Regions from separate parts of the Homo sapiens genome. Here region 2 is linked to region 1. A link is a contact called in ENCODE Hi-C or POLR2A ChIA-PET data. All regions are on one chromosome and are shown on one strand. Each heading gives the region's core, a stretch centred on a gene start or an enhancer-like site at or near the end of the contact. The rest is flanking DNA. Distances are from core to core; before and after follow the strand shown.

Region 1 (6,169 bases), core at 2,130-4,629:
GGATGACAAGAAACTCCGTCTCAAAACAACAACAACAACAACAACAAAAAACCCAACAAAGAATTTAATGTATGAGAGGTAGCATTTCAAATCAGGGAGGACAGAAAGATCATTCACTAAACGCAAATGGAAGAATTAAATGACTATTAAGAAAAAGTTAAATTCCGATCATATTTTATAGCAAAATGAGAAAACCTGATAAAAAGTTGAATTTGCAAAATGAATTGCAAAACAATTAGAAGAAAATGCAACTGCGCAGATATCCAAAGCCAGGATGGGGAAGGGCTTTCTAAGCCTAAAAACAAGAGGAAACACTGAACAACAAAAACGTTGATGATTCGTATAAGCAAAGTAAAGGCATCTATACAACCGAGAAACCATAAATGAATTTAGAATTCAAATGACAAACTGAAAAAATATTTCCAACATTATACCAAAAGGTTAATATCCTCTTATGCATAAAGAGCTCTTAAAAATCAATAAGAAAAAAGATGAATATAAATAGAAGGACAAACAGAGGACAGGTACGTCAATACACAGAAACAAATGCTCCAACCCACTGGTAATCAAGGAAACGCAACCGAGACCACGAGATACCATTACTCACCTACCTAACAGACTAAGATTAAAAAAAAATTATAATAGGATAGAATAGGGTAAAGTGAGTATTCACATGCTGCTCCACCTCTGACTTGGTAAATACAGTTCCAGGAATTAATCCTAAAGAAGTAACCCAAAATGTCCACAGATTTGTTCATCAGTATTTCATTGCAACGTTATTTATAGTAGCAAATTACTGAATTATCTAAATGGCAAAAAGGAAACAGTTAAATAAGACACATTAATATAACAGAATATAATGAAACATGGTCTTTTAAGATTGTTTCCAAATGAATAATGACAAGGGAGAAGCAATGCAAGGTTAAGAGGAAAAAAAGCAGGAAAGAAAATGATATATATAGTACGATCCCAATTCTGCTACAAAGTGACAAATAATAGATTCTAAAATGTTAATTGTTTTTTTATCTCTGGGTGATGAAATTTGCATGGTTTTTCTTTTGTTAAAATTTTCCATAAAGAACATTACTTTTATAATTGAAAAGTTACATAATTTTAAAGAGATCAAACCTTGGTAATTCTATTTCTAGAACTCTATGCAAACATGATCTCACATAAGTCTCATATCTACCCCATGAGGTTGGTATATTATCTTCACTTGACATGCACAGATAGAGACCAGGGTGGATATTGTGACAGGCTCAATATTACCCTCAGAGCTGGACCTTGGCAGATGTGTGTGATACCGAAATTGTGAACCAAAATGATATAAAAAGAACTATCCACCAGAGAGTTACAGTAGGAAAAAAAATACATCTGATGGGAATGGCATGCAGGCAGGATGGGATAAATGAAGCCATCCGGAAGTGATGTTTAAGAGTAATTTTCAATTACATGAGGCAATGTGTGTTGTATACTAAAGTAAAAAAGCAAGATGCAAAATTTCATGTGCAACATGGTCCCAACTAATGTGAAAATGCAAAGCAAAAGACTGGAGGACAATATGATAAAATATTAACAATCATCTCTAGATAATATGTGTGTTTTCTTTTCTTTTTTTTTTTTTTTTGAGATGGAGTCTTGCTTTGTCGCCCAGGCTGGAGTGCAGTGGTGTGATCTTGGCTCACTGCAACCTCTGCCTCCTGGGTTCAAGTGATTCTCCTGCCTCAGCCTCCCGAGTAGCTGAGATCACAGGTGCCCGCCACCATGCCCGATTAATTTTTGTATTTTAGTAGAGACGGGGTTTCATCATGTTGGTCAGGCTGGTATCGAACTTCTGACCTCAAATGATCCGCCTGCCTTGGCCTCCCAAAGTGGTAGGAGTACAGGCGTGAGCCACCACGCTCAGCCTAGACAATATATTTATTAGAGATTATTACTTTGTTGTTATACCTGAACATTTTACACAATGGATGTTGCCTTTTACTACCAAAACCTGTTCCACATTAACTTTCAAAAATGTGTATATCACCCACTATAATCCTACAACCCTCTTCCTTACACCTACCCATCCTTTAAGGCCAAGTTCAAAATTCATTTCCCCCATGAAGCCTTCCTGGATTTGCCCAGCCCATTCTGCTTGACCTCCAAAACCATGTGCTCAAAGTAAAGCCTTGACTCCTGGCTTCAGAAACTCTCACAACGGCATTGTAGCTCTTGGGCTGAGCTCCTTACCAAGTATCCTAGAACCCCTAGGATGGGGAGCAAACCATCTCCTGCTCGAGTCTTGTGTGTTGTGGTTGGGAGCTGAGCTTGCAGAACTGGTGCCAACATTGTTGGTCCTCATGGTTGGGGAAGGCATGGACAATGTCATCAGCAGGATCTGTGGAACTGGATGCCAGCCCCTGACCAGAACCAGTCCCTGATGAAGTTCTCATAGGCCATGGAAAAGGAGAAAACCTCAGATAATGCAGCAAATTTTCCAAAACACTAAACGTATTCAACTGCCCTCTATTCAGGGATTACATCTTTCCTACTTTTTGGTGTTAAAACATGCATTGTTTTGTCAAATGATGAGGTGATGAGTAGATGGTAATTTTTAAATGTCATTTTACAAACTAACAACTGGCCACATCTCAATTCCCCGGTTTCCATCATGTTTCATGGTCCGTAAAATAATAAACAATATAACTAACTTTTTTAGAAAAAATGGAGTTGAAAAAAAGGTATTACCTTTATAATCCAAACAATATTGGTATGGATTGAACAAAATTAGAATATTTGTTATGCATGAGAGAAGTATGCCTAATTATCCAATTAAAATAGCTACCTTTCCTTATCCCAGTTATTTTTCCTTATAACATTTATAATTATCTAAATCATACTCCAGTATTTGTTCTCCTTTTTTATGCCAAGTCTTCCTGTGGAGGATGTGTGTTCCACGAGGACAGGATCTGAGTCTGGCTCAAGCTGACACACAGTAGGTACTCAACAAATATGTGTAACATACATAAAGGAAAGAACTTGGACCTAGAGAAGGTGTCTTAAAATATGAGATTCAAGTTTCATGGAAGTTATGGATGGGGTCGACAATATACTAGCATGTGGAACTGTCTGTCTGGAGAAAACTCCTGCAAAGGATTCCTTTGGTCCCCAGTCATTCTGGGAATAAGACATAAAAAGAGAGTAGGTAAACACAGAGGGCAGATTCCTGGCCGGAAGTGTTGGCTTACAGGCTCGGCAGGACGTATTAAGTGGAAGCATACATACAACTCAATTGCAAGCAGCTCTCCACTTCCTGCTCTGCAGAACACTCTCCTTCCCCCAGGCCTCTCAGCTTCCCTTTAGAAAACAAATCGTTTTTACAGTAGTTGATGAGAAAATGCCCTCTTGTGGGCGTGACAGTGGACCACCTCGATCATGTCACGGATTTCTGAAAATGTGGTTATTCCAGAGAATTCCTTCACGAGATTTAAAGGATTTCTTTTTTTTAAATCTCAAACATCAATGCTTTGTTAAAGCAAAAATACATTTTCTAAGAGGCCATTAAACAGTCCTCAATTCACTTCGGCGTGTCTAACTTAGCAATGCAAGTTCTGATTATCTTAAACAGCATCATCACAAAGATAATTATTCTCCTTTCTAAATTTTTGTACGATTTGCTAATGACTGAGTGATTTTTTTTTTAATAGTCATCGCCCAGAATCTGCCTCTTTTTCTGCTCCCAGGGAACCATCACCTGAGATTGACGGGCAGCAATTGAAAATAATAAAATTATGTAAGATGAGCTTGTAATCACCAGCATTTCACAGGAAGCAAAACGCATTTCGTTCTGGCTGAGGAACAGAAAGTTTCTTCCTCATTTTAAATCTGTATCAGAGGTAAAGCCTTCTATTAAAACACAATTCTCTGTACACTTACAGCCTCTGGCAGGCTGCCAAGGAGACTATCATGGAACCACCGCTGCAGAGAAGTAGGCAGTCAAAGGCATCGAGGATTGCTCCTGAGAAAGGATGCAAAGTCTCCAGAATTCTTGGGAGGGCTCTGCCCACAGCTACCCCCCACCTCTTCTGGCCAGGCCTCCCTCCTCAAATGCAAACACATATGCACACACACGCACACACGCTCTTTTTCTGGGAGAGGCATGGCAAAAATAAACACTGAGAAAATTCTTCCCTGTCTTTTGCGCCTGCACACACACACACACACACACACACACACACACACACACTCTCTCTCTCTCTCTTTGGGTTTCATCTTCCCCTTTCTTTTCTCTTTTGGATGTATTATTGTTTTCATCATCATTATTATTAATAAATTGCAAACTCTGCAGTCCAGGACCTGGTTAATTGCACCTTTTTGCTGCATGTAATTTACAGGTACATGTGACCACTTGGGGGCACAGTTATTTGAGAATGCTGGCACTGGCATTCAATAAGGTATGCTTTTAAGGTTTGAAGCCTGCTTTAAGAAAGCCCCAAATCTTGACTCTTACTGGAGCCCCAGCATGGAAGAGAATCCTGAGAATTATTCCTTTAAGGTGAGTCTGAGATTCATTATGAGGGACATTTTTATATGGGATTATACAAAACCATTTGGTTCCTTTCCCATTTTAAAAACTGGTAGTTTAAAAATTTCTTCTACATGGCGGCCTGTCCTTTTTCTGTTTTCATCAGTCTTAATGTCAGCATGGACGTAAACACATACTGCTCACTATGGGATGGGGACGGGCATGGCAAAATTAACTTTCCTATGATAGTTAATTCTTTTGCCTTGTTAGGTAAATTTTTATCTTTCCCAATATGAAAAATACGCTTATTATTTTAAAAACCAGAAAATGTTATGGTAGAAAGATGACCACTGTTAATATTATGGCACATTTTCAGCCTTTTTATCTATGTTCTTTGTTTTCATATACTTGACATTATAGTGTACACTATATATATAGTATAGTACGTCTACAGTGAAAACTATATGTATATATACATATAAGATATATATACATACACATATAAGATTATATATGATATATAAGATATATACACATACATAGATTTAAAGAAATCAGGGATACATATGTATATGTACATATATATACACACACATATATAAGAAATCAGGGACACACATGTATTAATTAAGTTTCCTTATTAATTAAAAACTATTCTCTCAAATAACCAAACTTACAGTGAAATCACTGAAGAAACTTTGTTCTCAATATCCATAGAAATGTTTTATATTTTTCCCATGGTTTTCTCATCAGCAGAAAGGCAAGGAGGGTTATTTACACCACTTTTCCCCAACCCTCCTGCAGTGCCCAAACACACCTGTGAGGACAGGTTCTGCCCCAAGACAAGCCAGGCTGTTCAGTTCACAGCTGGGCAGAGCAGTCTGCTGGGGGATGCCAGGGAGATACAAACCCACGGGAGAGAGGGGGAAGGATGGGGGCGCTGGGACTCGGATTGCATGGCCTGGGCTTTCACCAGGGGCCCCTAGGCCCAAGGACCTAGATAAGCACACACTAGGTTAGTGTCCTGGAAAGATTCTAATCCGGTGTGTGGGAAAATGGAGCAAAGTTTATCTTTTCTGGCTCAGATTCAGATGCACAGTCATTTCACACCCCGGTGAAGGAATCCTTTATTGAGCCACACATTTTAGGAAATCACCCTTATTTCCATAGGACAATAGTCAACACTGAGAGGGTGAAAATCCACAGGGTTTGCATTTTCCACCCGGGACAGTGTGAAACAGCACTGGGCTCTTAGATGACCCCTCACCCAGACGGCCCTCCCATCCCCTCCTCCTGCCGGTCCTCGATGCTCTTCCCACGTCTGGGCTGCTGGGATTCCAGTTCTGGCTCTGCCCCTGACTGGCAAGCCTCAGGTATGGTAATTCTCTTTTTCTGCCCCTCGACTGTTGAAAGTGCAAAATGTGCCCAGCACTGGCCTAGATCCTTAGAGGAAAATCAACAACAGAATATAAATAAAAGGTGAGGTGATCATTTTCCACAGGAGCACATGGTCAAGTCAGCTGGGGACTCCCACGCAGCCCTGAAGCAGTTACCTCGAGAACTTGCATCAGGCAATCCTCAGAGATGTGGGGACTGCTCCCTACAAAGCTGCAAAGGACAGGCAGGATCTGAACCTGGCAGAGCCTTCTAGAGAATGAAGAG
Region 2 (6,169 bases), core at 2,682-5,181, 120 kb before region 1:
AGCATGCATAGTGGTGGAGTGAACCCAATATCCATTTTAAAATGGAGCTCTTAGCCAGCTGCAGGGGCTCATGCCTGCAATCCCAGTGCCTTGGGAGGCTGAGGCGGGAGGATTGCTTTAGGCCAGGAGTTCAAGACCAGCCTGGGCAACATAGCAAGACCCCCATCTCTACAGAAAATGGGGAAAAAAATTAGCCAGGTGTGGTGGTGTGCATCTGTAGTCCCAGCTACTTGGGAGGCTGAGGCTGTAAGATCCCTTGATCTCAGGAGTTCTAGGCCTCAGTGAGCTATGATCGTGCCACTGCACACTGCAGCCTGCGTGACAGAGCAAGAACTTGTCTCTAAAAAAAATTAGTAAAAAGGGGCTTTTCAGCCAGTACTATATACTTCGGCCCTACGTATGGTTAGAGGGTGGCTCAGCATCATCCCCAAAGAGAGGTTTCTAGTGACAAGAGGCTTAAGGGTGGGCTGGGGGCCATGAGGATCACACTTTCAGCAGAAGTTCTGAGTCCCACTCCCAAGGCCCAAGGGGCACCCCTACCCCAGCCAACTTGCAGACTCGGTTCTATCTTGGCCTTCCACACCACACACACGGCAGCACCGCCAGGGTGGCCGCAGAGATAGCACTGCGAGTCAGGCTGCGCTGGCAGGAAAGAAAGGCGGTCTGGGGATGTGTGCGCCCCTAGGATTTCTTTAAAAAAGTAAATACGTGTGTCCAAAGGGTAATATGGATCTAGGAAGTAGCCTTCACTTTGAGCTCAGTCCCCATTGATTGAGGGTTAACAGCGTGACATTATTAGTTTAATTTCACAGTCTAATCAGTTTCCTGCTTTATTGATCAAAGGACTTGGAGCAATTGTAATTTTGGGAGGCTGAAAAGTGAAATTCTGGGCTAAGGGAATAAAGCCTGGAGGCTCTCTGGGCTCAGGGTCCATGCAAGGGAGCGCGTGGCCTCGTCCTGTACAGCCCACCTTATAAGGGCTGCAGGGTCCACAGGTGACATCTCCAGTCACGTCTTCTTCCTCCCACTGTTGAACCACACGGAGAGTGCAGGAACTAGTGACTAACCAGCATCGGAAATGGAGACCAGCCTCGGAAACAGCCCCTCGCCCCACAACACCCAATCCCACACCCACCTCCAGCCATTCCGAGCCCCAAACCGGCCCAGGGCTTCATTGTTAAACACCCTCCGTCAGCAGAGCCCCATCTGTGCGATGGAATTTTTTTTTGTCACTTTTTCAAATCAGAATAGAAACAATTTTTAGTCTATAATTACCATTTCTTTTCTCAACAGACAAATGTTTCCTTTTAAATTGTAGGGCAGAAAAAGCAAAGAACAACATTTTAAACCAAAAAGAAAGACTAAAATTAATTTCTTCTTTACAGAAAAATAAAATACAACAGCTCTTAGAAGCCAGGTTTTTCTTTTCCCAAAAGAGCAACAAATGCAACAGTGTATTCACAGCCGCCATTAACTCCCATTTTAGAGGCAGGTCCCAGAGGGGTGGTGGTGATGGGGTCTGCAGTAGCCTGGGGGCCTTGCACCTTGATCTCCTGGCAGAGCCTGGGCTGCTCCTGATGTCTACGTTTGGTTGGGATGAATGGTCCAAAACCTTCAATGCAGAAAGCTGACTCGGGGTTTAGGGCTCCAGGAATCAAGATCAAGGCCTGGGGACTACCAGTTGCTCCTATGGAGGCTTGGGGTGTAAGCTAACCACCTGGCCCTCAGTTTCCTCACCTCTGAAATGAGAGCACAACCCATGTGGCGAGGTTGTTGGACAATTTCGTGGGCTGCGTGTTTTGGAACTCGAGAACACTGAACCAATCCTACTGCTTTCACCGTGCTGTCAAGACCAAGCCGACTCTTCGCTGAGAAAGGCTCTAGCTCTGTGCCCGGAGATGAACAGCCTCTAAGTTCTGCTCACAGCCTCTAAGTTCTGCTCACAGCTTTCTAAGCAGGCAAGCCTCTCCACCCACCCCAGGAAAGGGCAGTCCTTCCCTGCTCTGGGCTCCACAGTCTCTGAGCAGGCAGAAGGGATGCTGCAGACAGCATGGCGGGGCTTTTGCTGGGCAACACCCACGAGGGCCCTGCAGACACAGTGTGGTATACTAATGCTGCCCAGCCCCCACCCTGGGGTGGCTGGGGGGCGTGATTCTGAGGGAGGGGCAAGCACGTGCTGGCTCTAAAGGGGAGAAGAAGCAGGTCGCATTTAAGGACTGGAAAGAGGTCCAGTGTAGCTGGGCAGGGCCTGCTCAGGTGATGAAGCAGAGGCAGGAAACACACGTGTCCTCCGTGTGAGCCGTGTCTAGGGTCTGGGAGCCCATGTTAAGGAGCCTGGTTTCAGAATGGGCCAACATGGCCACCGTCGCCCAGTTCTCCTGGTTGAGGCTCCATCCCCACTCCCCATCCTAGCTTCCTAGCAGGGAAGTGACACAACACATGTCCACCAACGCAGGATACCAGCCCCGTGTGGTCACTGCTCAGCCCACCATGCTAACCCCGAGCACGAAACCCTGCGGGGGCTCCCTGTTACCCAGAGCTATACTGGTAAATGTTTAACACCCGGCTCTGCTGGTGGTGGTGGACAAAAAAAACCCACCCAGACCCTGATGTGCATGCAGCGTTCATCAGTTTCTGTTGTATAAATATTCCCACTGTGGCCGTTTCGAGCTACCAAGGTGCTGTCTCCTAATGAGGAGCTGGGAAGAGACGTTAACAATGGGCTCTTGGGAGCCACGGAGCCAACCCCAGCTCACCCCACGCTAGAGACTTGTGAGCTGGGTGTGGAGGGCAGGCCACAAAGGTGCTGCTCTGGACCCACGGCTGCTGCTGCTCTATGACCATGAGGAGGCCAGGTCACTCTGGTAGGCAGAGGGCAGAGCAGGCCACCAGCCCACTAGGCTCCTCTCTCTCCCCTCCAACCTTCAGTGGTTTTTCCCACCATCTGCTGGATCTCGTCCAGACACCTCACCTGGAATTCAGGGCGTCTCAGGCTCTCTCCAGGCTCTCCTCCCCCGGCCCCTGCAGAGCCCTCTGCACCAGCCTCGTGCCTCCTCGGCGTTCCTTAGTCACGCATGGGCTGTCCCGCTGCCAGGCCAAGAGCGCAGCATTTGTGGTCCCTCTGCCTTCGATGCCACCCCTCCCGCATGCCCTGACCACAGCTCTGGTTTCCCCTCCCCTGTGACGCTTCCTCCGACCGCCCACGTTCCTCTGAACTGCATGCGCTGGCAATGAACACCACGACTGCACGTGGGCATCCCCTGCCAGACTGCACACTCCATGCAGCTTCCTCTAGAACAAAGGCTCCAGAATCTTCTACTCAATGACTTAACACTCCTCACGATGGGATCCCTATTCCAGGTTTTTCCTAACCTGCTTTTCCCTTTCAGCCTTTACCTTCCTCTCAAGGAAGCAGAGGAGGGCAAACATTAGGGCCCAACATCCACGCTTCTGAGGACACAATGGCTGCAGGTCCACGGATGTCAGGGACGTGACTTGCCATGGCCAGATGAGGCCAGAAGGGTGGCTGGGTTGCATCGGGAGGAAGCTTCGTGCCAGCTCCAGGCCACAGTAAGACAATCACATCAGGACAGGTGGGGCCTGGGGCAGCAACACAGGATCCCTAGAATGAGCCCGAATAGGTGGAAAAAGGCAACTGGGCGTCCTGCGCACCTGATAGCTTTCTAAAAATAGCGGGTGGGCCCTGGCTCTGCTGGCTCGCCTCGGGTGGGGGGGGGGGGCAGGGGCTGGGGCTCACTCGGCCTCTGGGGAGCGAGGAAAGTCCCAGCAGGTTCCATGCCTTACTCTTCCCAGGCAGGGCAAAACCAGGCCCCTCGCCGCCAAGCTCAGGACGGGGGTCTGGGCCTTGCTCCTGCATCTCCTCCCCCTTAGCTCCATCCCACTGCCTGGCCAGAAGGAACTGTCCCTTGGCTGCTGGTCACGCAGGAGAGAGAGGAAGGGAGACAGGGCAAGAGCAGATGCCAGCAAGCTCCGGCCACCATTTCTTCTTGGCCATGGAAGCTGGGTACACAGACATTCTCCTCAAACCAAGGCACTGACGGCATTGAACAGAAATGTCATGGTCTGAAGCCACGTGGTGTAGCGGAAAACAAGAAAAGAAGAAATAAATTCTCTGGGCCAAACCCCAGAAGTGTCCTCTGCCCTCCCAGTCCCGCAGGCTCAGGGACAGGCAGTGGGCAAGGAGACAAAGAGAAAGTTCTTCTCTTCCAGGCGTGGGCCTGGCCTTAGCCTGTATTCTCAGTCCTCAAGTCTTCTCTGGCTTTTTCCTCCCTCCTACGTGCCGAGACAGGAATACTTAGCTCCCAGCACCTTGAAGTCAGGCATTTGGCCTCCCCTCCCAGCATCAGTGCCATAGCTGCACCTGGAGTGCTCAGCTGATTTGAGGAGATCTTTTAAAAACAAATCTCATTCATTAAAAGTAACAGTATGTATTCTTACGAGCCAGAATGTCAGCACATTTTAGAGATCACTAAGTCATCCAGCTGAGAACCAAAGTCTGAGAGAGTTTGGATAAAAAAAATTACAGGCAGCAAAATTACTTTTAAGATCCCCATGAAATAGAAATGGCCTCCCTCCCCACATGGAAAATGCCTTCCAATTCTTTTGCTGAGAGGCAGGAAGCCTGGGAGGCTTTTGTTTTCCTGTAATGTTTTCATACCAAATGTGTTCTGCTCACCATGAAGTCCTTCAGAAACTTTGACTTTTAAATCCAGCTTTCTGGACTCTTGGGAGGGACACATGCACAGCACTGGAAAGGGTGGCAAGGCCAGCAAAGGAACGGAACAGATCGAATCAGAGGTGTCCTCTCAACCACCTCGTCCCTCCACCCACCCCCTCTCTGAGTTGAAGGCCACAGATGCCCGCAAGCATGTTCCTCCTCACTTGGGCAGAGCAGAGATCATGTTGCTGAAATGTGACACCCAGCCCACTGGCCTGCCAGCCGTGTGGCCACCCTGGCACCAGTGCACGCGCGAGCCGCCCACCCGTGAGCCATGAACATCCATCACCGTGACTCACAGCTGCTGCCCTGCTTCTCCTGCCGACGCCTCCCGGGAGCCCGGGGCAGGACCTAAAGGTATTTCCTGGCCTGCTACTTCCTGGGTCTTCCTGAGCCCCTCCGAGCCAAGGCCGGCCCAGCAGGCGCCTGTGCTTCTGTAGTCTCTTCTGCCCTGCCTGCCCGCTCTGGGTTTGGTGTAATAGAAAGAGATGTGGATGAGGAGCCGGGCACTTGGGCCTGGGTGGCTCTGCCACTCCCTAGCACAGCACTGAGCAAGTCATCCCCCGCTCCAGCATCGGCTTCCTTTTCCGAGAAATGGGAACACTTGCATCTCCGCTACCTACGACACTGAGGTGTCATGGGGAGAAAAAACCCTAGATGGGGAAGGCCTTCGGAAGAGGAAGGCATGCTGGTAAAAAAAACTCATTCACATGACAGAGCAACGCTGGTGGTGTTTAGGCAAGCTCCCGAAAGACGCATGGAATCTTCTCTTTACGAGGTAAGTACTTACTTCAAGGTCCCTCTTTCCTCTTTGGTAAAAGGAATTGTAGAAGCGTGCCAAGTCCAAGCAGTACAAACAGCAAATAATCACTTGGAAGAGAAGCTTGTTGAAATGAGTCTTTGCTGGGGACAAGGCCGGCTGGCAGGCTTGGCCTATAAATCATTGCTCCCTCGTCGGCTTATTGGCTCTTGCAAAGAGATGAACTCAGCTGACTCTGACATTTCCCAGCTCCTACGACTGTGGCCTGCACACAGTAGGTACTTCCTCAATGTTTGTTGAACTGAATAATGGCAAAGGCAGCTGGGAAGTATGAGGGGGTAAAAGCCATGTCCACCCAAATAGGAGACTCACTACGTGAAGCCAAGGCGAGGAAAAAAATCCAAATCAGACGTGGCTTCAGTCTGTAGCCAGAGTGCAGTTCATTCCTGCCAGCCTTAGCTGAAAGGGATTTTGGCGGGGGGAAGCTAAGGGAGGTTAGAATTAACATACTTACTGTATTATGTTGCAGCAGTGATAAGACTAAAATTTTAGGATTTTCTTAATGAGACTCCTGCATTTACTGGTTTTCCTTATCAGCACTGGCAAGAACCACCGTTTAGTATTTATGTCCTTTGCTTTAGAATAGAGGAAGGATCATAAGAGGGGTTGGA

What was found. A loop is a pair of places that touch in the nucleus more often than their neighbours do. ChIA-PET counts read pairs that join two places held with the same protein, here RNA polymerase II (POLR2A). Pooled maps may share reads with other maps.
Region 2: a pooled map shows a loop between it and region 1 (3-fold over the local background). The contact joins two enhancer-like sites. A Hi-C loop is called at or near these places in 1 of 37 single-sample maps with no recorded cell type and 9 of 50 pooled maps. POLR2A ChIA-PET finds 5 or more read pairs at or near these places in 4 of 52 experiments (AG04449, BJ, CD4-positive, alpha-beta T cell and 1 more).

The regions. Positions count from the first base shown.
Region 1 is chr2:23,401,786-23,407,954 of GRCh38, reverse strand. The region is part of intron 1 of KLHL29 (kelch like family member 29); the gene reads right to left. Among named protein-coding and RNA genes, the nearest start is that of LINC02923, 18 kb to the right of the region's middle. RefSeq lists an enhancer at 3,021-3,602. Within about 2 kb of position 3,379, at least 16 of the 41 ENCODE cell types and tissues checked have a DNase peak (open chromatin) inside an H3K27ac peak, as active enhancers do.
Region 2 is chr2:23,523,298-23,529,466 of GRCh38, reverse strand. The region is part of intron 2 of KLHL29 (kelch like family member 29); the gene reads right to left. LOC105374325 (a long non-coding RNA gene) reads left to right here. Exons shown (of 2, transcript XR_939831.2): 1 at 1-5,516. Among named protein-coding and RNA genes, the nearest start is that of LINC02923, 140 kb to the right of the region's middle. RefSeq lists an enhancer at 5,064-6,169. Within about 2 kb of position 3,931, at least 15 of the 41 ENCODE cell types and tissues checked have a DNase peak (open chromatin) inside an H3K27ac peak, as active enhancers do.